6 separate regions of the Homo sapiens genome follow, and all the other regions are linked to region 1. The links are chromatin contacts, found by Hi-C or POLR2A ChIA-PET in ENCODE. All regions are on one chromosome and are shown on one strand. The core of a region is the stretch at or near the end of the contact, and the rest is flanking DNA. Distances in the headings are between cores, read along the strand shown.

The links. A loop is a pair of places that touch in the nucleus more often than their neighbours do. ChIA-PET counts read pairs that join two places held with the same protein, here RNA polymerase II (POLR2A). Pooled maps may share reads with other maps.
Region 2: a loop to region 1 is called in a map with no recorded cell type, with 4 times the contacts of the local background. The contact joins the promoter of RRP8 here to the promoter of TRIM34 in region 1. A Hi-C loop is called at or near these places in 1 of 168 maps with a recorded cell type or tissue (naive thymus-derived CD4-positive, alpha-beta T cell), 6 of 37 single-sample maps with no recorded cell type and 13 of 50 pooled maps.
Region 3: a pooled map shows a loop between it and region 1 (2.3-fold over the local background). The contact joins the promoter of APBB1 here to the promoter of TRIM34 in region 1. A Hi-C loop is called at or near these places in 3 of 50 pooled maps. POLR2A ChIA-PET finds 5 or more read pairs at or near these places in 3 of 52 experiments (OCI-LY7, T-cell and activated T-cell).
Region 4: a loop to region 1 is called in a pooled map, with 5 times the contacts of the local background. The contact joins the promoter of SMPD1 here to the promoter of TRIM34 in region 1. A Hi-C loop is called at or near these places in 1 of 37 single-sample maps with no recorded cell type and 4 of 50 pooled maps.
Region 5: a loop to region 1 is called in a pooled map, with 4 times the contacts of the local background. The contact joins the promoter of CAVIN3 here to the promoter of TRIM34 in region 1. A Hi-C loop is called at or near these places in 8 of 50 pooled maps. POLR2A ChIA-PET finds 5 or more read pairs at or near these places in 2 of 52 experiments (AG04449 and activated naive CD4-positive, alpha-beta T cell).
Region 6: a map of B cell shows a loop between it and region 1 (19-fold over the local background). The contact joins the promoter of FHIP1B here to the promoter of TRIM34 in region 1. A Hi-C loop is called at or near these places in 5 of 168 maps with a recorded cell type or tissue (B cell, CD4-positive, alpha-beta T cell, CD8-positive, alpha-beta T cell and 1 more), 9 of 37 single-sample maps with no recorded cell type and 16 of 50 pooled maps.

The regions. Positions count from the first base shown.
Region 1 is chr11:5,622,919-5,627,136 of GRCh38, forward strand. TRIM34 (tripartite motif containing 34) reads left to right here and starts at 2,083. Exons shown (of 8, transcript NM_021616.6): 1 at 2,083-2,142. All of the region lies in intron 7 of TRIM6-TRIM34 (TRIM6-TRIM34 readthrough), which reads left to right. It also overlaps a transcript of TRIM5 not described here. RefSeq lists enhancers at 1,692-1,771, 1,862-2,131, 2,502-2,601.
Region 2 is chr11:6,602,128-6,606,246 of GRCh38, forward strand. RRP8 (ribosomal RNA processing 8) reads right to left here and starts at 1,489. Exons shown (of 7, transcript NM_015324.4): 1 at 1,277-1,489; 2 at 1-88. The coding sequence starts at 1,375. It overlaps ILK (integrin linked kinase), which reads left to right and starts at 1,647. Exons shown (of 13, transcript NM_004517.4): 1 at 1,647-1,695; 2 at 2,053-2,233. The coding sequence starts at 2,145. RefSeq lists enhancers at 722-1,263, 1,259-1,448, 2,039-2,278, 2,509-2,668, 3,981-4,119 and a silencer at 1,519-1,728.
Region 3 is chr11:6,416,982-6,421,199 of GRCh38, forward strand. APBB1 (amyloid beta precursor protein binding family B member 1) reads right to left here and starts at 2,113. Exons shown (of 15, transcript NM_001164.5): 1 at 2,004-2,113. RefSeq lists silencers at 1,881-2,070, 2,081-2,480.
Region 4 is chr11:6,387,506-6,391,723 of GRCh38, forward strand. It overlaps SMPD1 (sphingomyelin phosphodiesterase 1), which reads left to right and starts at 2,969. Exons shown (of 6, transcript NM_000543.5): 1 at 2,969-3,411; 2 at 3,879-4,218. The coding sequence starts at 3,094. It overlaps LOC124902624 (a long non-coding RNA gene), which reads right to left and starts at 2,851. Exons shown (of 2, transcript XR_007062573.1): 1 at 2,602-2,851. RefSeq lists a silencer at 2,686-3,185.
Region 5 is chr11:6,319,251-6,323,468 of GRCh38, forward strand. CAVIN3 (caveolae associated protein 3) reads right to left here and starts at 1,251. Exons shown (of 2, transcript NM_145040.3): 1 at 843-1,251; 2 at 1-314. The coding sequence starts at 1,226. It overlaps LOC101927825 (a long non-coding RNA gene), which reads left to right. Exons shown (of 7, transcript XR_930998.4): 1 at 1-447. RefSeq lists enhancers at 1-664, 1,208-1,257, 1,468-1,827, 1,838-1,897, 1,928-2,017.
Region 6 is chr11:6,231,668-6,235,885 of GRCh38, forward strand. It overlaps FHIP1B (FHF complex subunit HOOK interacting protein 1B), which reads right to left and starts at 2,969. Exons shown (of 12, transcript NM_001098794.2): 1 at 2,877-2,969. It also overlaps a transcript of CNGA4 not described here. RefSeq lists silencers at 2,644-2,693, 2,874-3,173 and enhancers at 3,216-3,906, 3,304-3,383.

The DNA.
Region 1 (4,218 bases), core at 833-3,332:
GAGGGAGATGTGAGACATCAATCAATATATGTCCGCAAAGGCGGGACAGCTGAGTCCGGAAGGGGGTTTCCAGGTCATAGGTAGATAAAAGACAAACAGGTTGCATTAAGCAATAGGGCAAAGGAAGTAACCAGATATTCATTTATCTCACCTGAGCAAAGGGGTGACTTTGAGTTCTGTCTGGAGCTTTTTTTTTTTTTTTTTTTTTATCTTAGTAGCTGTCTTTTTTTGGAATAGAATGGGAGCCAGGTTTGCCCTAACCAGTTCTCAACCTGACTTTTCCCTTTGGCTTAGTGATTTTTGGGTCCCGAGATTTTCTTCCCTTTTACACTATCTAAATGTATTAGTTACCAATATTGAAATAAGGAAAAGAAATCTGAAAGTATTAGGTTGGTACAAAAGTAATTGCGGTTCTTGCTATTATAATACTTTTATTTATTTTGTTTATTTTTATTTTTTTATTTTTTGAGACAGAGTCTTGCTCTGACACCCAGGCTGGAGTGCAGTGGTGCGATCTCGGCTCACTGCAACCTCCGCCTCCCGGGTTCAAGCAATTCTCCTGCCTCAGCCTCCTGAGTAGCTGGGATTACAGGCGCATGCCACCATGCCCGGCTAATTTTTTTTTTTTTTTTTTGTAATTTTAGTAGAGACGGGGGTTTCACCATGTTAGCCAGGGTGGTCTCGAACTCCTGACCTTGTGATCCGCCCGCCTCAACCTCCCAAAGTTCTGGGATTACAGGTGTGAGCCACCACAGTTGGCTTTATAATACTTTTAATTTCAAAAGCCGCAATTACTTTTGCACTAACCTGATAGTAATTGACTCCCTTAAAAGTAGTCAAAGCATATTCCCAAGGTATTGGATGTGGATACATTTTTGTGGGAAAGTTGTTAAACTTCCAACAAGTTTATAATTGTCCTTGATCACCATGCATGAGTCAGATGGAGAGGGCAAAAATGAAAATTGTACCTTGTCAGGTGGTTTCCAAAGGTGGCACCTTTTATTATGTAATGTGCTCTACAGGAGGTAGACTAGGATTGTTTTGATGCATACAGCACAGAAAATGAATCTATCAACTTATATTCCTCATGAAAATGGAGCATGCTGTTTGTGGAGGCACAATGTGGGGTCATCCTGTGACCAAACGAGTGGCAACTCTTGTTCAAGTTTCCTCCTCGTTCGGTTTGATTTCAAGGTTACCTCAGTTTCAAAGCAGCCCTTTCTGTCCAGGGCACAAAACTCCTGATTTACTACTTACAACTAGTGGTTCTCAGCCTCAGATTCGCGTAAAAATTACCTGGAAGACTTTTCATTTTTAAATAATGTTACTGATATATATGTTATATGCAATAATATGCACCCATTTACTGTGCACAGTTTGATGAGTTTTGAAAAAGTTTTACCCCTTTTAAAGATTTAGAGCATTTCCAACACTCCCAAAAGTTCCCCAGGTCCTTTGTAGCCAACTTTTCTCAGCACCATCCACCTCTCCGCCACCCATCCTCCATCTCCTAGCGGGTGACATGGTACTTTGGTAGGTAGCACACAAGTGGATCGTTGGAGCTGAAGGATAATTCAAATTGGTAAACTGATTCGAGGGACCATGTGCAACCATGAAAGTGGTAGGAGAAGGGGAGTTGGGTGTTTAGCTGGCCTGGGAGGCAGGGAAGGTTAAAACAGGGCTTTTCAAACACAGCACTATTGATGTTTTGGAATGGATCATTCTTTGCTGTGGGAACTGTCCCATACATTGTAGAATGCTTAGCGGCATCTGTGACCTGTACCCACTAAGATGCCAGTAGCATTCCCCTAGTTAACAACCAAATATCTCTTCAGACATTGCCAAATGTGCCATCTAGTGCAAATCCTCCATTCTGCCCTCGAGAATCACTGGATTAAGAGCATTACCTTCTGTCCAGAGGCTCTAAAGGACTACACAGCTCATTTCACCTAGACGCTCCTTCCCCTTTTCTCTTCCTGACAGCCCCAAAAATTTCACTTTCATTTCTCAGGCAGTTCCTCCTCAGGAGGGAGGGACTTCTTCACACAGAGGAACCTCATTTGTTGAATGAATCCTGACCACACCCACCCTGGCTTTTCTTCACCTCTTCAACCAGGAGCCGAGATTTCTGTTGCTCTGAAGGTGTGTGGGGAGGTTTGTGGGGGGTAGAGGGTATGAGACTCCAGGAGAAAAGTTCTCAGTGAAGTTAGGGGAATTTGATTTATGGCCCCAAGTCTCCCCTGCTCTGTCGGGAGCAAAGGCTAGCTTGCAGGCTTCCTGCTTTGAGTGCACACTGATAGCAGCCTAGAGTCTGGGGAGGGACAGCCTTGAAAGCAGTGTTAAAGAGGCAGAAGGCCGCCTTTGTTTTCTGGGGTGTCTTTTTTTCCTCCAGGCTGAATCTATTTCCATTCCCTTCCTATTGTATAATTTTGATTTTCTACCTTGCAAAGGAAACAATTCTCTCTCTCTCTTTCTCTCTCTCAAAGAGATGAACAGAAGATCTCTTATTTTCCACCTCCTACTCCCTCCTCAAAAGAGAAGTTGGTGAAAGGAGGTCTCTGTTTTCCAAGTGTGTGCAGGGCTTAGCTCCTAGTATGTGGCGTCAGATAGAATGGAGCCATGGGAGCACGGCCAGGGGTTGAAGTGGGTTCTTTTGCTGCCCTCCTGGCAACCACTAAGGGGCTTTCTGTGGCCATCCTCACGTATTCTTAGTCCTTGGCCTCCCTGACAATAGCAGGTTGAGTGATGTGACTGCCGCACACCGCTCTGTTCCCTCTGTTCCTATGTCTTTCTGCAGGTCTCAGGGCTCTCCTTGCACATCCCTGAACATACCTGTTTACTTTTACTTCAGTAACCCATGTGCTACCAGCGTCTTCACCTGTCTCAGAACTTGCTCCTCATCATTCTTCCTCTTAGACACACCTTGGCATTGATTTGTAACCTCAATTTGTTATTGCTTTTCTTTGCTCACAATTACTTAACAGAAGTTGTTCATTGTGGGCTCAGAAGGAGCCCACGGATTTAATCTTCTTGTTAAGAATTTGATATAGAGTATGTCCTATCTTAAGCTCACTTGTGAGCAATTTGCACCTTGATTGATATGTTACAGATATTCTGACACATGCCATTCTGGCCTCTGCTCTCACCCTTCAGAGTTCACTGTAACTGCCATCCTGTGTCTCTGCCTTACTCCTGGGTAGAATCCATGTCTGCCTACATACTGACTGTCTCCCAGAGGCGTCTAGTCAGGCACAAGACCCAACATATGGGATAAAATTGATTATAAAGCAGGCTGCTAATGTAAAAACGTGCAATTAGCATCCATTTAACATTCAATAAATATGAAATATACGTGGAAGCCTACATCCAAATAGAAAGTGATCATAGACCATATCGATGAATGTTAGAGTACACAAGAAGATGACTAATACTATGGAGTAACATCTTCAAGAAGTTACATTAGGGTAATGACTCTGTAAAGACCTCATGAAGGCCTTGCAACTTTAAATAGTTTTTATGAAAGTTTTAAATAGTTTTCATTGTAAGAACACATTTGAGTAGAATCTTAAGAATGCGAGGAAATTAAAGGCTTTAATGGTTTTTCCCACGGGCTTAAAAGGAGAACAGTGTGGAAGATTAAGATGGGAGTGTGCCTGGAGAGGCATAAAAGGTGAGTTCTTACCAGGCGCGGTGGTTCACGCTTGTAATCCCAGCACTTAGGGAGGACAAGGCAGGAAGATCACCAGAGATCAGGAGTTCAAGACCAGCCTGGCCAATGTGGTGAAACTGTGTCTCTACTAAAAAAATGCAAAAATTAGCCGGGTGTGGTGGCGGATGCCTGTAGTCCCAGCTACTCGGGAGGCTGAGGCAGGAGAATCAGTTGAACCCAGGAGGTGGAGGTTGCAGTGAGCCAAGATCTCGCCATTGTACTCCAGCCTGGGGGAAAAGAGCAAGACTCTGTCTCAAAAAAAAAAAAAAATATGGTGAGCTCTGAGGATTGAGGCAGTGGGAAGGCATGTGTGATGTGGACCTAACTGGACCATTATGAAGTCTGGCCTCGCTCTGGGTGGCATGGGTTTGAACAGGAGAGTGACATGATTGACATCTGCTTTAAGGTGATCACTCTGTCTACTGATGTAAGAACAGAGATGAGAGCAGAGTGAAGAAGGACAGTGATGGGTGGGCACAGTAGCTCACACCTGTAATCCCAGCACTGTG
Region 2 (4,119 bases), core at 239-2,738, 980 kb after region 1:
CACTTATACATAGGCTGGGGGGATGCTGGGAAAGAGATGCTGCCTCTAGGGCCCGTAATGTGGCCAAGAGCTGGCGGCGCTTGGAGCCCTGGAGGAAAACAGGGGATGACAGTGGGCCTAAAGAGAATGGATGAGGCCTGGAGAACAAGAAGGGAGAGATGTGGACCTGATTCAGACTGGCAGAAGCATCTGAATTCTTCCCAGTCAAGCCTGCCAGAACCCAGAAGAACTTTTATGTCACCACCCCAACTTCTGGGAAGCTGGAGAGCAGAGAAACCACCTATCCCACTTTCTTCAATGTGTAAATGAGCTAATGGAGGTTTCCCCAAAGGAAAATGCAAAGGCCACAAGCAACAAGACCAAGGCCAGAGACCAGGAATTCCAACCCTTCACCTTGAGCTTTTGCCTAGAGCTGATACATTTCTGTAAGAGGTAAGGAGGCTTCTGAACACAGGAGACACATGATCACACACGTATATTAAATATTTAACATGTCTCTAGCTGCAGTGTAGAAAACAAACTGAAGGGGAGAAATTGCAGACAGAGAGGCCAGCGGCTTGGACAATGGTAATGGGGCTAGGGGATGAAAAAGGAGGAAACAAAGCAGGCCGATTCCATGTTGGAGGCAGACTGAAGGGTAAGAAAAGCCTGAGGAAGCAGGGCCCTCACATCTGCAGAGGCTCAAAGGAGAAGATGTATTGTCGGGAAGGCTGATTCTGTGTTGCAGTCCTACCAGGTAATCCTAGGCCAGGCACTTACCCTGATTCTAAGTTTCCCACACCCTCCTTTGAACAATGATACTGACAACTCTTACTGTCTCCAATCCATCCTCCACACTGTAACCGACGACCCTTTCAAAATACAAATCTGAAGAAATAATTCCATTGCTTAAAACCTTTCATTGGCTTCTATTCTCAATATACGCAAAACTTCTACCTCTTGAACTTGAACAGCATATATGCCCCTTTCATTTACTATGTATTTCAACCACAAGGACCACTTGTGTTTGTGACTCTGACAGAACATGCTCTCTTGTCCCAGGGCCCTTGTACGTACTTTTTCCTGTCTGAAGAACCCTCTTCGCTTCACCAACTTCTACTCAACAACTCTCTCTGACCCAACGTCAGTTTCTTTTGGAAGTTCTCGGATCTTCAGATCAGGACTCGCCCTTAACGGTGCCACAGGTGTCCCTCCCCGCAATACACACAGCGCTGGGATCCACCAATGTCCGCTTCGCGGCCTGAAACAGCTCCCATTGCTCCCGCGAGTCACTCACCTTGTTTTGCGAGGAGGCCGCAGGCGGAGGTCGTGAGATTACGGGCCCAAGGCCCGCGGCTACTGGGGCCGCCTCGGCCCACTCAGGCTCTTCGAACATGAGGGTCGGGAGGGCAGGGTCGCCGAGTCCCCGCTCTTCTCCACGTGCACAGCGCTCCTCTGGAAGTCGGAGCGCTCAGACCTGCCAGAACCGACCCGGAAACCAAAGCGTGACAGCCAGGGGTTGCTAGAGCGGCCGGCGCGGCGCAGCGAACCATCGAGTTTAGCCAGGCGCGGCTAGAAGGGCAGGGAGGCGGTGGGAGGGGAGGGACGGAGGCCCGCGCTGCCCAAGAGCGCCACGGGCGGGGCGGGGCCGGCGGCGGGCTGCGGGCGCGGCCGGACGGGAGTTCCCCGGAGAAGGATCCTGCAGCCCGAGTCCCGGTGAGTGCGAGAGGACCCGCGCCCCCTGTCACCCCTCACTTCTCCTGAGTCCCAAGTAAGGAACGGAGCCAACCCTGGGGAGGACCCCCGGTCCCCTCTCCCAGAGTATACGGAGCCTGAACCTCCCCACTTCCCCCAACTCTGTTCGCGGATAGGGTCTAGTTGCCTGCTCTCGGACATCCGTTCAGCAGACACTACCTCTTCGTCACCCCCTGCCCACCCTGACCCGCCTTTACCTCGCGTCTAGAGGACACAGCCAGGGATCATCCCGCAGCCCCGAACTCCTTCACAGACCCCCACTAGCCGGGGACGCAGCTCAGGCCCCCTACCCCCAACACAAACACTTCTCTCCTGTAGAGGATAAAGCTTGGGGTTCATCCTCCTTCCCTGGATCACTCCACAGTCCTCAGGCTTCCCCAATCCAGGGGACTCGGCGCCGGGACGCTGCTATGGACGACATTTTCACTCAGTGCCGGGAGGGCAACGCAGTCGCCGTTCGCCTGTGGCTGGACAACACGGAGAACGACCTCAACCAGGGGTGAGCTGAAACGGTTGGTGGATGAGAGGAAGGCTAGAGATCTCCTGGCTACGTGGAGTGGAGTGCTCATGTCTGGTGGTGGCGGCTGCCTTTGCTAGCCAGTGTAATGAGTGCTAAGCATAGCCTGTGGGGGGCAGAGGGTTTTCACAGAGGACGCAGTTTGAGCTGAATCTTGACTGCAGAATAAGAGTTTCACAGGCAGAGGCTACAGAGAGCTTTCCAGCCTCAGTAGACTGCATGGCCAAAGGCTAGGGGGCAAGGCACAGAGCAGAGAGAACAGGAAATTGTCTGGAGTTCCATATGGCTGGAGGATAGATGATCTCTGTGGGTCGGAGCATTGGGTACAAGAGGAAAAGAACAGGACATAAGACTGTAGAGGTCTCCAAGGATCAGCCAGATCATGCAAGCATATTTAGGCTATAAGAAGGTCTTTATTTTAAAAGCAAGGTTTTAAAGCTGTATAGTGACATAATGAGATTGTCCATTTTTCAGTATCGTCTTGGATGCTTTGTGAAGAGCAGGTGGAAAGGAGGCAATTGCCTAGTTCATCGTAGAAGTAATGATGTCTTGGACTAGAATTAGGGTGAGTGAAAAAGAGAAGTGATCAAATTCCAGAAGTCTTTAGGACGAAGAATTGTGGAACTTGGTGTGGGGAGTGAGTAAGGGCAAAGATGAGGACCAGGGTTCTGGCTTGGGAACTTGGTTGTTTTTACTGAGATGGAGAAAACTGGAGGATGAGGCATTTTATTTTGGACATGTTAAAGTTAAGGTGACAATACAGCAAGGTGGAAATGTTGAGTGTGTTGTTGGTTATGCAGATTTGCAATTCAGGGGAGGAATCTGACTTGGAGACACAGATTTGAGAGCTATCAGCATATAGATAGCATATATATATCATATATATAGATGATACTTGAAGACGTGGTTGTGAAGGAGAACGTCTCAGGAGAGTGGAAGGCAAGAGGTCAGGGGACAGGAAGCCTGCACGACAGAAAAGGAGCAACCGCAAGTTGAAAAAGAAATAGGAAAATGTGTGAGTAAAGCTTACAGAAGAGAATGTTTTAATGAAGGGGAGGTAGTCAACGGCAGTACAGGCTACTGAGAGATCAAAGAACATTAATATTTTAAAGTAGCCATTGAATTTACAGTTGGGTTTTTTTTTTTTAAGTTAAGGGGTACATGTGCAGGTTTGTTGGATGGGTAAACTCAGGTCATGGAGGTTTGTTGTGCAGATCATTTCATCACCCAGGTATTAAGCCGTGGCACCCATTAGTTATTTTTCCTGATCCCTCCCTCTTCCTACCCGCCCCACTCTGGTAGGCCCCAGTGTCTGTTGCTCCCCTCAGTGTGCAGTTAGGATGTATTTGACCATCTGTGAGTGTTGTTTCAGAATAATGGGTGAAGAAATCAGACTACATTGGGTTCCTTAATTTAAGGCACTATGATGAACACCTTCTGTGCTGGGTGCTAGAGTCCAGAATCTGACATAATCTCTGCTCTCGATACAGCAGATTTGTGGCAGATTGAAAAGTAGGCCGGGCGCGGTGGCTCACGCCTGTAATCCCAGCACTTTGGGAGGCCGAGGCTGGTGGATCACGAGGTCAGGAGTTCGAGACCAGCCTGACCAACATGGTGAAACCCTGTCTCTACTAAAAATACAAAAATTAGCCAGGCGTGGTGGCGTGCGCCTGTAATCCCAGCTACTCGGAGGCTGAGGCAGGAGAACTGCTTGAACCCGGGAAGCAGAGGCTGCAGTGAGCCAAGATCATGCCACTGCCCTCCAGCCTGGGCCACAGAGCAAGACTCTGTCTTAAAAAAGAAAAAGAAAACAAAAGTTGAGAGGTGAGCAAATAGTGAAAGTGAATGTACACCAGTTCTACAAGGTT
Region 3 (4,218 bases), core at 863-3,362, 790 kb after region 1:
GATCCGCCCGCCTTGGCCTCCTAAAGTGCTGGGATTACAGGCGTGAGCCATCACGCCTGGCCCTTAAGACCAAATTCTTAACATGGCCTAAATTTCCTGCTCAGTCTGGCGCCTGCCTTCCTCCTCCCTGCCCCTGGCTTTGGTCACACTGCTCTGCAGCCTCAGTAGCCTTCTTCTGATTCCTCGAAGACATGTGTTTTCCTTCTACAAGGTGTTTGCATGTGATTTCCATGCTTCCTGGGACCTCTTCTCCTACTCTCTAAGCTGAATTAACTTCTACTCATCCACTATATTTTAGTTCAAACGTCATGTTCTCAGAGAAGCTGTCCTCCAACCCTCTCTCCCTATCCCCGAGACCAGTTTAGCTACTGCTCTTGTGCGTTCTCAAGGCACCATACAGCTTTTCTTCATGGTACATATTACATTTGTAATGTTATTCTTATTTGATTTTTCTCCTAGATTGTCAGCTCCAAGGACTCAGTCTCTTTTGCTCACAATTATATCTTCAGGACATAACACAGTGCCTGGCATATATTAGGTGCTGAAATCATATTTATTGCATGAATAAGTGATTGGAAGCATTTTTCAAAGGATTACTCTGGGTACTGTGTTGAGAACAGTTAAAGGGAGGTAGGCAAGAGGGTATGCTATTAAAGTAGTCAAGGAAAAAAAATGGTGGTGGCCCAGATTAACTTTGGTGGCAGTGAGGAAAGAGCGAAATGAATGGATTTGAGAAATATTTAGGCAGTGGATGTGACAGAACTTGGTGAAATGAGATGCAGAGAGTGAGAGAGGGGTTAATCTCAAGTCTTGCTCATGACTCCAGATTGGCAAAGAGCCATTTTTGAGATTCGAAGGAAGAACAGATTTGGAAGTGGGGTACAGAGAAAACCACAGAAGATAATTTAGCTTGGAATCTATAGGTTTGGAACTCCTGTTTGTCTTTCAAGGAGATGTCAAGAGAGCAGCTGGACATATGAGTCTGGATTTCAGGAAAGAAGTCTGGGCTGGATATATAAATTTGGGAATCATTAGCATATATATGAAATTTGAAGCTTTGGGAGTAGATAAAATATCTGGGGAGAAAGAACAGATACTGAGAGAAGACAGCTCGGGACAGAGCCAAGAGCCTCACCAGCATCTAAAGAGAGGAGGAGAGGAAGCAAATGAGATTGAGAAGAGCAGACAATGCTGTAGGGCAGAAAGCAGGAAAATGCTTCAAGGAGAGTGAGTTGACATACCCCACCGAATACTACTCAAAGGTAAAGGAGATAACAGTGTCCACTGGAGTTCTCCACAAGGAGGTCTCCGGTGACCTTGGCCTAGACAGTTTCAGTGGGTGTCAGGGACACAGAGTGGAGTGCTTTTAAGAATGAATGGGAAGTAAGGAAATGAAGACAGCAAGCGTTGACTCTGAAGGGCGGAGAGAGCTGGGACTATAGCTAGAGGGGCTCAGAATGCAAGAGATACACAGGCCGATACAAAACAGGTTAGGAATTGGCAGTGGGAAAACTGCTTCTAATCAGTGTTCTTGGCAGTGCTAGGCCTCCTGGCTGAGCTGGGGACACAGCCGCCCCAGGGCACACCCCTCGGTCGCTGAGGGCAACAGAATGCGGCTTGACAGATCCAGGGCCTGGGACCCCTGCTGGAATCGGCGCGGCCTGCCAGCCCACCCCACCCCACGTCCCCTTCCCGGACCTGGGCCTCCCCTCCCCCAACACCCACTGCCCCTCGCTTCGCGTCCTCCATACCCGCCCCTAGTCACCCCGAGGGGCAGGAGGTAAAGGGCAGCGGAAGGGACGGTGTGAGGGCCCGAGTGGACCCTGCGATGGTGGGTATGAGAGGACGGTCTGCGGGCGCGCGGTGGAAGGGCGACCCGGGGATGGGGGATGGGGCCGGCCGGGGGACCCGGGCTGCCGCAGGGTAGGGGCTACAGGGTCCGCCGGCCGCTGGTGATCGGGACGCAGCCACCGGGGCTGGGCCGGGGCAGGGACACCTCCTACCTGCGCGGTGAGGCCCCGGGCCCAGATGACGGAGGTGGCTCAGGCTGCGGGGTTCGGGCTCCGCCGCGGCTTCTCCATCACAACATCCCCCGCCCAGGAGCGCGCGGGCCGCGGGGCCGCGCCCCGAGCGGCGGAGGCGCGCGCAAGGGGAGGGGGAGGGGCGCCATCTTGGGGCGGGCGCGGGAGCGAGCTCGGCGGGCGCGGCACTTGCCGCAGCTTCTTGGGGGCCTCACCCTGCGGGCGGCCCTCGGACCTCGGTGAGCCCCGCGGTCCAGCCCTCCCAGCAGACACCCCTGCAGCCGACTCCCTGGGACCCCCGCCTAGCGCGGCGCCGTCCTCCACTACTATTCCACAGACTCACCCTGCGCGCCCCGCAGCGCCCTGGTCCCGCACCCACGCCGGGAGACGCGCGGACGGGGCTGGAGCCCGAATGGCGGCGGCTGTGCGGCGCCGCGGCCGCGCGGGGAAGGATTCCCGGGAGGCACTCTGCGCCGCTCCTGCTGCACCGCTCCCTGACGTCCTGGTGGGGAGGCTCTGAGGACACAGCGTTGCTCATAATAATAGCTCGTATTTATTGACCACTTACACCGTGCCGGGCTCTCTATTAAACCGTTAACGCGCATTAATCTTCACATCAGCTCTGTAAAATCACCAGAATTATTATCCTCATTTTTCAGAGGCTGAGGCTAAGATTAAGAGAGGTAAAGCGACTTGCCCGCAGTCACAGTTAGTGATGAATTTAGACTGGAACTCCGATGTTTCTTGACACTGAAATACCTCTGCTGCTGAGCATAAAGCTGACATCAAGGCCTGGAAAATGTCAAGAATACATTGCTCCCCGGTAGAAATTCACAAGGAAGGGGATATTGTGAATGAAAAGTGTAAAGATGTAAGGAAGATGGTGGGGTGCAATACTTACTACAGACCCTCCCTGGATAGTGGGATACATCCCAATGGTCAGATCAGTGACCCAGAGGCCATCAAGGATAATGAGAGGTTATATTACCATCCAGAAAGCCTCTACATGCTAATCCCTCTCAGGTGCCTAAAACTAAAGATATCCAAATCTGAGTTCGTTCTTTCTTTCAAGGCAGGGTCTCACTCTGTCACCCAGGGGCAAGATCATGGCTCTCTGAAGCCTCAGCCTCCAGGGCTCAGATTCCTCCCGCCTCAGCCCCCGGAGTACCTGGGCCACAGACATGTGCCACCGCGCCTGGCTTTTTGTATTTTAGTAGAGAGGGGGTCTCACTGTGTTCCCCAGGCTGGTCTGGAACTCCTGTGTTCAAGCGATCCTCCCACCTCGGCCTCCCAAAGTGCTGAGATTACAGGCGTCAGACACAGTGTCCAGCCTCAATTTATTGTTTCATCCCCCTTTATTAGTCTTTTAAGGAGTTTCACTGGGGTGAAAAAGAACCCTCTTCAACACACACAACACAACACACATCCCACACTGGACACAACTCCATTCCATCCATTCCAATGAATGACACCAACTACTGGCTTCCCAAGCCAGAAGCTTCAAAGTCATCTTTGAATATACTTTTATTTTACTTGTGGTAAATATAAATGTTTTAACTTTTTATTATGGCAAATTTCCAATATATACTAAAGCAGACAGAACAATATAATGAACCCTCATATACCTATCATTCAGTTTCAACAATTATGAATTCACAACCAATAGTTTATAATGATTTGACAAATGCCTATGATATATGAACCATGTATCAGGTCCCAAGCCAGGCCCTAGGGATCTAAAGACGAATCAGATTTGACTGCATCTCACCTGGAGGAAATGACATCTGACCTGGGTTCTTGAAAGATGAAGAAGAATTACCCAGAAGAACAAAAGTGTCCTCATTCATTCATTCATTCATTTTCTTTCATCAAATAATTACTATGTATGAGGTACTGTCCTTGGTGCTAGCAACAGGTCAAGAAACAAGATACAGTTCCGTCTCTCATACAGCTTGAAATTTAACAGGGGAAAGAGACATTAAATATGTAATTAGGAATGTGATGAGTGTCTTGAAGGAGATGTACCGGGAGCTATGTGAGTGGGCTTAATTTGGCCTGGGAAGTTTAGGAGGCTTTCATAGGAAGTGACAATTCAGTGAGGGAAAGGGATGAAGGAGCTAGAGGTCAGCCAGGAGAAGAGAAAAGTATTCCAAGTAGCAGGAGAAATACAGGAAGGTCAGTATGGGTGTTGATATAG
Region 4 (4,218 bases), core at 1,719-4,218, 770 kb after region 1:
GAACTGCCTCTTCTTCTCCTTTAAAAACCCACTTGTGACTTCTGCTAATTGGGAGCATATACTCAGGGCAACTTGAATCTTCGCTTCACAGTCTTCAAACTTGGCCCAAATAAACTCTCTACTTATATCAAGTTTGCCTTAGATTTTTCCCTTTAGGTTGACATTTCCCAGAAGTTTTAATCAGATGAAGAAAGCTCCCAGAAGGTTTATTTCTGCATCTATTGAATCTGAAATGTCTTCGGCTTAAAATAATTGTTATACCAACTCTGGTGTTCTGAATGGGTCCCCACACAGCAAAGAATAGAGCCAGAATGTTGCATTTGTGAAAGGAAAATAAAAACTCAGGACTCCAGTTGACTATGCCAAAAGGAAAAAAAATAAACTGAAAACTGAGTCATGCAAGAAGCTGCCTTTCCTTTTGTTCCTAAGCAGATAGCTACAGACAAAAGGTTAAATATTTACAAAATTAGCCGGGTGTGGTGGCACATGCCTGTAATCCCAGCTACTCAGTAGGCTGAGGCAGGAGAATCACTTGAACCCGGGAGGCAGAGGTTGTGGTGAGCCGAGATTGCGCCATTGCACTCCAGCCTGGTCAACAACAGCGAAAACTCTGTCTCAAAAAAAAAAAAACAAAAAAAACACAAAAGGTTAAATATCTCCACAGGCATATTTACTTTATCTTATGTAAAGTGCCAGACGAACACATAATTGAGTATCTCCCTACCTGCTCCTTTTCTCTTGCGACATGTGGATTACCATACCCTTCTTCTTTCCCTCCAGCTCACTTTTCCCCTTTAAATATTGAAGCCCTCAAAATCATCTTTGGAGAAAGCCACAGACCACAGACTGTTTCTGCGATTCCGTGTTTATTTCTTCCAGCCATGTCCTTAACCTTGGCAAAATAAACCTCTAAATTGATTGAGACCTGTCTCAGACATGTTTTGCTTGACACATCCAAATTCCAGTTCCAGCACTTACTAGCTAGCTGTGGGATCTTGAGCCACTTACTTAATCCTACTTTCCTTCTCCGTAAAATGGGGATAATTATAATACCGACTTCCAAATTTGTTGTGAGGATTAACGTAAGGCAGAGTCCTCAGAAAAGTACCTACAGAGGGTTATTCGGGCCAAGGGCCAAGGTTGAGGACTGCGACCCAGGACACACTTGCAAGTTGTCTTGGGGGAGCACTCTGGACAACAAAAGAGAGGCTCATATTTTCAAAGAAAAAAAGATGAATTAGGAGAGGAAATGAATACAAAAGTTGTTCATCAGGAATTCTCATTGTTTACAGAAATAACACTGGTTATACATTGTTTAGCGCTTGGCTATACATTGTTGAACTATAAGGTGTATGGCATTTAATGGCTACTTGGCATAGCAAGTGGTTTCAAGAGATAATTACTTAGCTCAAAGAAGAGTGAGAGTGACTGTTGCTACATTTTAAATGCCTGTCTGGGCCTGATAATTTAAAGGGGCTCATCTTCCTTAGATAAAAAGGTTTTGTTTTGTTTTGTTTTTCATAGTACATAATCTTAAAAATGCATGCTAATTATTACTGTGAGTACTCTATCTGAGATGATGTCCCCAGAACTGGGGGGAAAAAACACTTGTAAAAAATTATCAAAGGAAAGAACTGACAGGACTTGATAGCTCTGAGGATTCCTCAGAAGCACTCGTCAAACAGCTTAGGGTTTAATTGCTATTCTGCCACTTAACTTCTTTGTGCCTCATCCTATCTGTAAAGGAGGGTAATAATAGTATTTGCAGGGACCAAGGGAAACTTTCCCTTCGCCCTCTGAAATTCTGCTGAAAAATCAACCCACAAAAAACAGATTAATTGAAGAAAAGGCATAGAAATTGTATTAATGTGTCCACGGGGAACCACAGAGTGACTACCCACTTCCCAGACGAGTTCAGAAGCTTAGGTGTCATTCAGGCAAAGGGGGTTGTGGGAGTGAGGGGAAGAGGAATTCTGCTGAGGGAGAAGGAATGGATCAGGGAACAGATTAACTAGCACATTATCATGTGAAGGGGTCTGTTCAGGTGTGATTATATTCTTGGTTTTGTAGGGAGGGGAAGAAAAAAACCGTTGTTCCTTTTGATGGGTCTGGACGCTAGGTAACGGCTTTGGGAGAGAGGGCGCGGGAGTAGGAAGGCCAGACACACCTTAAGGCTTAACTTAGTAAGTCAAACCACCATATTTTGGGTATGGATTTCTGAGCCCCAATATAATAGGTACTTCTTAGGGTTGTTGTGAGAATTGAAGATTATTAATTATAAAGTGCCTGGGTTGGTGCTTGGCACATCATAAACAACTCCATAAATGCTCGCTTTTACTGTCGTGGATACACGGAGGTGGGAGACCCAATTGGGTTCCCGCCCATGTTATTGGCCCCCACGGCTATATGGTCTTTACGGCTTCCTAGTCTCTTCACCATCTCTAAGGTTTGTTTCCTCATCTGAATCACAGGTGAGTGATTCTCAGGGTGACTCAAGAGGGCTGGTGCCAGTGGCAGAGCATGGGGAATCGAGGGAAGGCGCCTTCCTGTCAGAGGCAACACACCCAGTGGGAGGATCCTGCCCGCCCTGCTCTCTCCTACCTCCCCTTCCCGGGCTAAACGCTGGGGTCGGTCTGGCAGCTATTCCGGGAATCTGAGCGCGGATTCTGACAAAGGAGACGTCTTCCACCGACCACATCACATGGAGCTCCAAAGCACGAGCACGGCCTCCCGCGGCTGTGACCTCAAGGCGGAGCCCCTGGTGACCTCAGGGAGAGTCCCCACCCCCGCAGCCCGTGCGCCCGGGGCAGGGCGGGGGCAGGGAGAGGGGGCGGAATCGGGGCGGTCCCGGGAGCGCCCCGCCCCCTCCGCCTCCGCAGCGTTGACAGCCGCCCGCCACCGAGAGATCAGCTGTCAGAGATCAGAGGAAGAGGAAGGGGCGGAGCTGCTTTGCGGCCGGCCGCGGAGCAGTCAGCCGACTACAGAGAAGGGTAATCGGGTGTCCCCGGCGCCGCCCGGGGCCCTGAGGGCTGGCTAGGGTCCAGGCCGGGGGGGACGGGACAGACGAACCAGCCCCGTGTAGGAAGCGCGACAATGCCCCGCTACGGAGCGTCACTCCGCCAGAGCTGCCCCAGGTCCGGCCGGGAGCAGGGACAAGACGGGACCGCCGGAGCCCCCGGACTCCTTTGGATGGGCCTGGTGCTGGCGCTGGCGCTGGCGCTGGCGCTGGCGCTGGCTCTGTCTGACTCTCGGGTTCTCTGGGCTCCGGCAGAGGCTCACCCTCTTTCTCCCCAAGGCCATCCTGCCAGGTTACATCGCATAGTGCCCCGGCTCCGAGATGTCTTTGGGTGGGGGAACCTCACCTGCCCAATCTGCAAAGGTCTATTCACCGCCATCAACCTCGGGCTGAAGGTGAGCACTGAAGGGGCTGCAGTGGAGGAGGCCGAAAGGAGTGCTGGGGCTGGGGGCTGGGGCTGATGCTGGTGCGCTGGGCTCAGAATGCATCCCTGATGGAGAGGGTGGCATCTACAATCCATCACTGAGTTTGCTCCCCTTTGGGGACACCCATGGCTACATGCCACCATCACCCCATTGTGACCTTTGTGAAGTAAGAAAATAATGCAGACAGTGCCTGAGGAAGTCAGCTTGCCAAGCAAAGGCCTCATGCCACAGGCCGCTGAGCTAAAGAAGAAGCGATGGCCTGGTGCTGCCTGAGTTACAGGGCAATATCTGGAAGGCAAAGGTGTGCACTGAGCTTGGTGCACTGAGTCCTGCCCAGCCCCAGTTTGGAAATGGAGGCCCAAGGGGTGGTGGCCAGGGGTTGGCCTGGTTCCTCTGCTCTGCCTCTGATTTCTCACCATGCGCTCCTCCCACTGCAGAAGGAACCCAATGTGGCTCGCGTGGGCTCCGTGGCCATCAAGCTGTGCAATCTGCTGAAGATAGCACCACCTGCCGTGTGCCAATCCATTGTCCACCTCTTTGAGGATGACATGGTGGAGGTGTGGAGACGCTCAGTGCTGAGCCCATCTGAGGCCTGTGGCCTGCTCCTGGGCTCCACCTGTGGGCACTGGGACATTTTCTCATCTTGGAACATCTCTTTGCCTACTGTGCCGAAGCCGCCCCCCAAACCCCCTAGCCCCCCAGCCCCAGGTGCCCCTGTCAGCCGCATCCTCTTCCTCACTGACCTGCACTGGGATCATGACTACCTGGAGGGCACGG
Region 5 (4,218 bases), core at 1-2,500, 700 kb after region 1:
TCCAGCGTGGGCTCCAGCGCAGGCTGGGCTTCCGGCTGGGCTTCAGCGCTCCGGCCAGGCCCAAGGCGAGGCGGCTTGACCGGGGTGGGCGGTGGCGCTGCAGGGCCTTTCCGGCCCGAAAGGGCCCTTCGGAGGCTCTGTACCTTCTGCAATCCGGTGCGCCGCAGCCGCTGGGCCCTGGACTCCACCGGCTCCTCGTCCGAGCTCTCTCCAACTTCGGCCTCCAGCTGCTCTGGGCCCAGCTCGGACTGGTCCGCCGGGCCCAAGGGCTCTGGTGCCTTCTGGAAAGCGCTGGCTGGGACTTCACCCTCCTCCTGCATGTGACGGACACAGCACTGATCCTGGCAGCTCCTTACCCCCAGCAGCCCGAAACTCACTCCTTAATTACACAAGGGAAACCTTTTACCTCCGCAGCCAGAGTCTGGGGGGAAAGGCAGGCGTGGGAAGGTAAGGGGAGGGAAAGCTGCGTGCGAACTGCAAAACGCTGTAAAGTAGGTGAGGCCTGGTGAGGGGCGAGAAGAGGATAGTGCCCGCAGTCACGGAATGCCCTTTCAACCACCGTTATTTTAGGGATTGGCTGGGACTCAGACCAAATTCTGCGGACGTGGCCTGAGCTAGAGCTGGGCGGGCTTGGATTGGCCAGGCGGGGCTCAGGCGTGAGAGGGAGGGATGGGGCTGGGTCTTGGGAAGTGGGTGCGGCTCTGTGAGTCTGTTCCACAGCAACAGACGGCGGGAGGGGTCAGGAATGTGGGTGTGGTAGGTGGATGGAAGCGGGGAGCCCCCAGCTGGTGGCCCACAGGCCGGCAAAGGCCTCGGATTGGGGACCGTTTGAGGTCACTGACCTTGAAGAGCAGAACGTGGAGCTTCCCGCGCGCCACCAGCAGCCCGTGGTTGGCCTCCAGCCGCTGCACCTGGGCTGCGCGGCGCACCGCGCGCTCTTGGGCGGCGTTGGCGTGCGAGCTCACGCGCTCCGCCTTGGCCAGCAGCTGCGCCAAGGTGTTGCTGGTGGTGTCGTGGCTGCGACTCAGAGCGCCCAGGCCGCTCTGGATGCGGCGCACGGACCCTGCCAGGCCTCCCTGCCTTCGAGCCAGGCCTCCCTGCCGCTCCCGCAGAGTCTCCAGCATGGAGGCCAGCTTCTCCAGCAGGGTCACCACCGTCACGGCGTGCACGGGACCCCCCGCCGGCGCCTCGGGCACAGGCCCCCGCTCCAACGCACTCTCCCTCATGATCCCTGACCGCTCTGCTCCGTCTGCCTGCAACTGCTGGCCGCACTACGGTCAGGGGCCTCCTTTCCCTGGCTCCTCCCCAGCTCCAGCTGTGACTCAGGCAGGCGGAGTTGGCCTTCTGGGGCGGCGGGAGGGCGCGAGGGCGTGGGGATGTTGGCAGCGGGGTCTCTTGAAAGCGTTTCGCCTTCCGCTGTCCCGCGCCGGGGGCCTGCTGGGAAGCCTGTTGGCCCCAAATCGGCCCCCTGCAAACCCTCTCACTCTGAGTTTGAGTTACCCTCCTCCGCTCCAATTCCCTGGTGTGCCTGTTTCAGTTCTCCACTGCAAAGGGCGAGTCACGGAAATTTTTATTTCATGCATCTTAGTGGGCGCAGAGACTGTGTTGGCACGGCAAAGAGATAACCAGAGGGGCCTCCGTCGCCGTCCACTTTCGGCCTCCCACACCAGTGAAGATTGCCCCCAGGCTGGATGCAGGCGACAGGGAGGCCCTGGAACATTCTGCTTACAGATCGCGAACTGTCAAGGCCCGAGGCCCCGCTTTGTGACTTGGACAGGCTGCTCATTGTGGGCTGGCGGGCGGGGCATCCTCTGGTGTTTTCCTAATAGTCATCTCCAGGGTTTAGCCTCAGGCTTCGTTTCCTGCTTCTTTATTTCGTCCTCTTGGGTAGCATTATCTGGTTTCTTTTCTCTAGTTTTCTGCCCTCTCTTTCTTTGGGTTTCACTGGTAAATCTCAGCCGCCCCGGCCCCAGCACCCAAGCTTGGAGGATAAGCAGGACACCTTCACCTCTTTTAAAATCCTTAAAAGCGTTAGACTAGGCACTGGTCTTTGCTTTGATAGAGGTTACTTGGGCTCCTGCCTGACTTTTTTTGCTTGTTTGTTTGTTTCTTGTGTTCTGTGGAACTGCGGAGAGTAAAGATTTGAAATTGCTGCTGCAGAGAGGGAGAGAGTGGGCATGGAGGATCCAGTTAATGATGTGGATTGTGAATTTCTAATGTCAGCAGTTCGAAACATCCCATGCCTTAGCCGGGCGCGGTGGCTCATGCTTGTAATCCCACCACTTTGGGAGGCCGAGGGGGGAGGATCACGTGAGGCAGGGAGTTCCAGACCAGCCTGGGCAACATGGCAAAACCCCGTCTCTACTAAAAATACAAAAATTAGCAGGGCGTTGTGACACACGCCTGTAATCCCAGCTACTCGGGAGGGCTGAGGCAGAAGAATCGTTTGAACCTGGGAGGCAGAGAATGCAGTAAACCAAGATTGCTCCACTGCACTACAGCCTGGAGGACAGAGCAAGACTCCATCTCAAAAAAAAAAGAAAAGAAAAAAGAAAATCCCGTGCCTTGTTTGTAGCAATACTTGGCAAACCGTCTCACAAATGCAAGTAATCCATTAATCCTGATGATCTCTCTCCCTCTTCCTCTTCTCACTGAACCTGTGAGGGCCACTTGTTGACAACTGTGGAAGAAACTTGTGTCACTCTGGAAATAGTTACATGGGCCTGAAGTGCCACAGACGTGGGCAGCTAATGCCAGAAATCTGGTGATGCTAAGCTGATGGCTGATTTCTACAAATACAAGGCCATAAGCCTGACCCCTGCTGCTTAATACAAGAGAAAATAAGCTCTCTTGGGAATCTGGTGGGAATCACCATCTCTTCCAGTGAAACTACATTTACCCAGAGAGATCCATCAGGGATGTACCAGTTAAAATGCTTTCAGACTGAGGGAACAAAAACTCAATTCAAACAGTACTTAGTAACAGGAAACTCAATTCAAACATAATTGAAAAAGAGGATTGGTAGAGTGGTGATTAAGTGTGAGTCATTCACAGCTCCAAATCTGGTTTTCTACAGTTCTCTCCACTGCTCAACTATGAGCCCCATCCCGCACCTCTCACACTCCCCCATGTCCCCCACACACCCCCTACCCATGTGTATGTGCCCACATACGCACAGGTGTCAGCTTCATTCCAGGCCTCACAACTCTGCACAAGATCTTAAAAAAAAAAGGGGACCATCTTAAAATTTAGGACATTTATTTCCCAGAAGCCTCCCAGAATTTTTACACTTGCCTTCCACTGGGTTACATGGCTTTTCCAAATCCAAATTCTATGGCTACAAAAATGACATGCATTGATGGGTTTAGGCCTATGTTCCCTAAACAATCACTGACAAGAAATCTAATAATTGGCTTTTGACAAGTTAGATCAATTCTGAAGTAGAGTAGATTCAGCTTCCCCAGGAGTATTAGGGTGGTATGGGAGGAAAAGTGGATATCTGTACAAAAATCTGGGTACTACTGGGAATGGATATTAATATTACAGGAAGCCTATGAAAGAATCACCAGCTTTGATGAGTGGGGCTAAGGAAATTCAGTGCATTTGGAAGTAAGAAGTACTTGCATAGATACTTGGATAGATTTGGATAGATTTTTTTTTTTTTTCCTGAGACCAAGTCTCGCTCTGTCACCCAGGCTGGAGTGCAAACGCGCGATCTTGGCTCACTGCAACCTCCGCCTCCCAGGTTCAAGCAATTCCCCTGCCTCAGCCTCCTGAGTAGCTGGGATTACAGGCACGCGTGACCACGCCCAGCTAATTTTTGTAATTTTAGTAGAGGCAGGATTTCACCATGTTGGTCAGGCTGGTCTTGAACTCCTGACCCCATGATCCGCCCACCTTGGCCTCCCAAAGTGCTGGGATTACAGGCGTGAGCCACCGCGCCCAGCATAGACAGATATTTTTTTAAAACCTGGTAATGAAGTGGCATTGTTGTCTGGAGTAAATACCCGAGATTGGTTGTGTCACAGCTATGGAAAACTAGGACATGGACACACAAAGAGGTTCAGAGCAGAAGTTGAATAGGCAAAAGAAAAAGAAGAGCTCTCTGCAGCAGAGAGGGGTCCCAGAGAAATGGGTTGCTGGTTCCACCGTGGAATGCAAGGGATTTTATAGATGACCTTAAGGAGGCAGTGTGTCATTTACATAGGGCACAAAAGA
Region 6 (4,218 bases), core at 1,719-4,218, 610 kb after region 1:
ATTGTCGTTGTTGTTGTTGTTTTGGTAGAGGCAGGGTTTCAAAATGTTGCCCAGGTTGGTCTCAAACTCCTGAAGTCAAGCGATCTGCCTGCCTCAGCCTCCCAAAATGCTAGGCGTGAGCCACTACGCCCAGCCTATTATGATATATTTTCACATTTCACATTATCTCTCTAAATTGAAATTATGTTTTCATGTGTCTCTCTCTCCCTACTAGACTGAAAATCCCTTGAGAGCTCGGATGACCATGTTTTATTCATGTTGTTATCCCATAAAATGTGAGCATCACAAGCACAGACTATATGTTGAAGAAGTATTTGTTGAATGAATAAACGAATTCATTCTCCTAGCACTTAGTAGAGTGCCTGGCACAGAGCAGATATGGAATAAATGATTAACACAGTACCCTAAACATGTTTCTATCTCTACATCATCATCCTCATGTATGTTTCATCCTCTCAGAACTACCACTCACTATATGATACAAATCAAAATCCATTATACTTAATGCACTACTATTTCAACAGAGTTTGGGATAGCAAACAATAAGCTTACCAAATCCAGTGCTTTCTCCATTATAACAAGGATTTAGACAGTCCCTAAGAACCATCTAATATTTGATTTGATTCATCCTATCACTATCATGATATGATCCACTATCAAGATGTGATCCAGGTATTATATATACCTGTTCCAATGTCACTGCGACAGCATTAAACATAACCTTCATCCCTATGTCACTCTCACAGTCCCTTTTCTGTCTTTTGGAAATAGAACAATTACAAATCATTAAAAAATCCTCCCACATCACCTTCAGTGTCTATTATAAATCTTCTTTCCCAAAGTCTCTCTCACTCTGAGACAAAATTCTGGGTTCAGCCTTGCCACTGTATCCCTGTATGATCTCTGGCTACTGAATTTAATTTCTCATCTATAAAATGAAAGTTCCTGTCTTTGTCTACAAGGTATCTATATAAATCAGTATAATAAAATTTGAAATCCCTATGTAAAGCATGAATGCTGTTCAGATGTTAAGTTATACAGAATCATTGTATAAATGTATGCTTCCTCAACCTAATACAACAGCCACACCATCATCACTTTAAATTTCTGAAGTTCATAAAGCTATAGAAATAATTTTTAAAATTAAAAATTGGGTTGACACTTTTTATTTGGGTAAATTAGATCTTTTTTTTTTTAACCCACCATCTACTGTTACCATTACTGCATCAACGAAAGAGCACTGCAACACCAAAAGAATAGGAATGATAATCTCTGAGAATAAATTTATCTTCATGAATAACCATACTGTCTTTCTCTCCCTCCATCTTGGATAGATGATAATTTTATCATGTACAGGGTCCTTGGTCCAGTGTTTAGGAACCACTACTCTAAACTCTGAACTGTAAGTTCTGACTGACTGGGCAAGTTGCCAAGTGTTCTACCAATATGGAGGCCTGTCTGGACTCCAGAAAGAAGCAATGAGAATATACCACAGGATATAGGAGTTGGCTCTGAAGCTAAGACTCTGGAAAAGAATGGGGACTGAGGCTGTCTAATTCTCAGGAAATGGTCTCTCCCTGTCCACTGTAGAGTTAAGGAAAGACTTAACTCTTTCTGAGTCTGGAAAGAATAGGATGTCCCAACCCCATGGCTGACTAGCAGTAGAGAGGAAAATTTAGTAGTGTGAAAGTGGCCATTATCACTGAATGCCAAACCAACTTTCCAGAATTTCACGTGCATTTGGGTTGGTGGGGAGAAGAGGACCTAAAAGAATGCTAGTAAGATGAACCCAACTACAGGGTGTGGAGAGGAAGAGATAAATTTTCAGGTGGCTAAAATGTTCAGTATCTTGAGACTGATGATGATTTCACAGATGTGTACACATGTCAAAACTCATCAAACACACATTTTAAATATAATATAAACTAGCTTTTTAAAAAATTCAACTGTAAGAAAGGAGAGTAAGGCCATCCTGTTTGGGATCCTAAATATAGTACTGTATAGGGCAAACCATATGACCTCCATAAAAGTAGAATTAGCAACTGAATATGGTCAATCCAATCAAAGACCCACAGTTAAGCACAGGTAAGGAGCAACAGTGGAATAAGGTTGTCCAGAAGCAAGTAGAGAGAAAACACAAGCTGTCACAGCGCAAAACCCTTCATGAGAGGGCCCATCTTCAACTATGCAGTCCAGAGAAGGAACTCGAAGGAACTGAAGTTTCTGTGATTACTCTGTTGAAGTCTGAGCCTCAAATATGACTTTCATTACCATAGTACTATTGCCTATGACACCTTCATTTTCTCGTCCTCCAGAATATGGAAAGTCCATGGGAGCAGAGGAGTCAGGTGCACAACACTTCCATCTAAGCTGCCCTACTTTGTCTAAAACTATTGCTCTCACTGGACAGGGCAGTCCATCGAAGGAGGCCTCAGAACCAACCTCTCACCTTTATCCAAGTCTCACAAGCCCTAATTCCCTCCTCCCATGCCTCGCCTTCAACTCCCTCACCAATTTGCCGCCACCCCGCAGGCTCCCACCTGCGCCTTTTACTCTCTCTCTCCTCGCGCAGGCCTTACCCCTCACTCTAGTCCCAGGGTATCCTTCACACCAGCCCTCAGTAGCCCCAGCCCTAGTAAACCGCGTTCAGGAGTCCCTTCAACTTGGCACCTCCGAAAGCACCCAGCCTCTCACAGCCCCTCATTTGTCCACTCACCTGTAAGCTCTCACCCTCCTTCCCTATCTTAGACACTCACACCCGGACCCTCACCACCTGCCAACCCCTCACAACCAGTACAGTAACCAAACCCGTCACCGTCTTTTCCCAGTCTCTCATCCCCACAAACGACTCTCCAGGCCCTCTGGCCCATGCGTACCGTTCACTCACGGAACGCCGAACCTGGCCGGGCCCGGTTGCTGCTGCGGTGTTAGGTGAGTTCAGGCCGCCGCCATCGCTTCTCAAGCGCACCAGCCGCGCCCCGCCCCGCGCCACACGCAGCCCGCGCCCCCGCGCACCACACGCAACCGCCCGGCGTCGCACGACTGGGCAATGGCGTGCCAGCTCATTGGCTGAGCCGGACCAAACCCGAGCAAGGACGCTTGTTTCCTGGCAACGGCTAAACGCAAGGGCGGGGTCGCCGACGGCTATCCGAGGGAGGAGCACCGCCTCTCCTCTTGGTTCCGTCCCTTCGTACGTAAACCCCGCCCCTCAGAAGGACTCCGGCGTGTCATAGGCGAAGGCCTCTGGGAAGGTGGAGGCCGGCAGGGCGGAGGCGGAGCCCGGGAAGGAAAGGTGGAACCAGAGGGCAGAAGGCGGGACCTAAGGAGAGGCGATTTTTACAGGCAGGGAAAGATCAGAAGGGCGGGGCTTGGGAGAGATGGAGCCGGAAGAAAGACGAGCGAGAAAGGGGTGGGGCCATGGATTCCAGGAGACGCTTGGAGTGGAAGAGTGGGTGTGGAGGGGCGAGGCTATCACGAAAAGAGAGGAGGAATCAGTAGGTGGGCCGGGCCTGCGGAAAAGTGGAGCCCTAGAGAGGGCTGACTGCGGGCACTCTAGTTCATTTTGCTCCATCGTCGTGCATAGCTTGGTCTCTACTTTAGTACCCCAGCGGTGACTGCCCCTGGCTCCCCCAACACCGCTGTGCTGTGCTGCTCCGTCACCCCTTGAGCACTTAGTCAAGGAACACGGAATAAGTGCCTGCATGCCCAGCTGGATTCCGGATCAATTAGAACCGGCCTCTGCTCTCCAGGACCTCAGAGAATTGCAGCGTAGTGTAATAAGTACATTACTACGGGGGCCACCTAGGAGCAGCACTTAGCATGATTTGCATGTATAGAGGATGAGAGGAAGGTACGGTGAAGGAGCTTAGGGAAGACTTCCGGGAGGTGACGGTGTCTAAGCCGAGTCTTGGGAAACAAGCAAGAGTAAGATAAACTAAAATAGAAAAATAGAAGTTTCAGATAAGGCATGTAGTTTTAAAAGTACTTTACCGGCTGGGCGCGGTGGCTCACGCCTGTAATCCCAGCACTTTGAGAGGCCGAGGCGGGCGGATCACGAGGTCAAGAGTTCGAGACCAGCCTGACCAACATAGTGAAACCCCGTCCCTACTACAAATACAAAAATTAACTGGGCGTAGTGGCGCGCGCCTGTAATCCCAGCTGCTTGGGAGGCTGGGGCAGGAGAATCGCTTGAACCCGGGAGGCGGAGGTTGCAGTTAG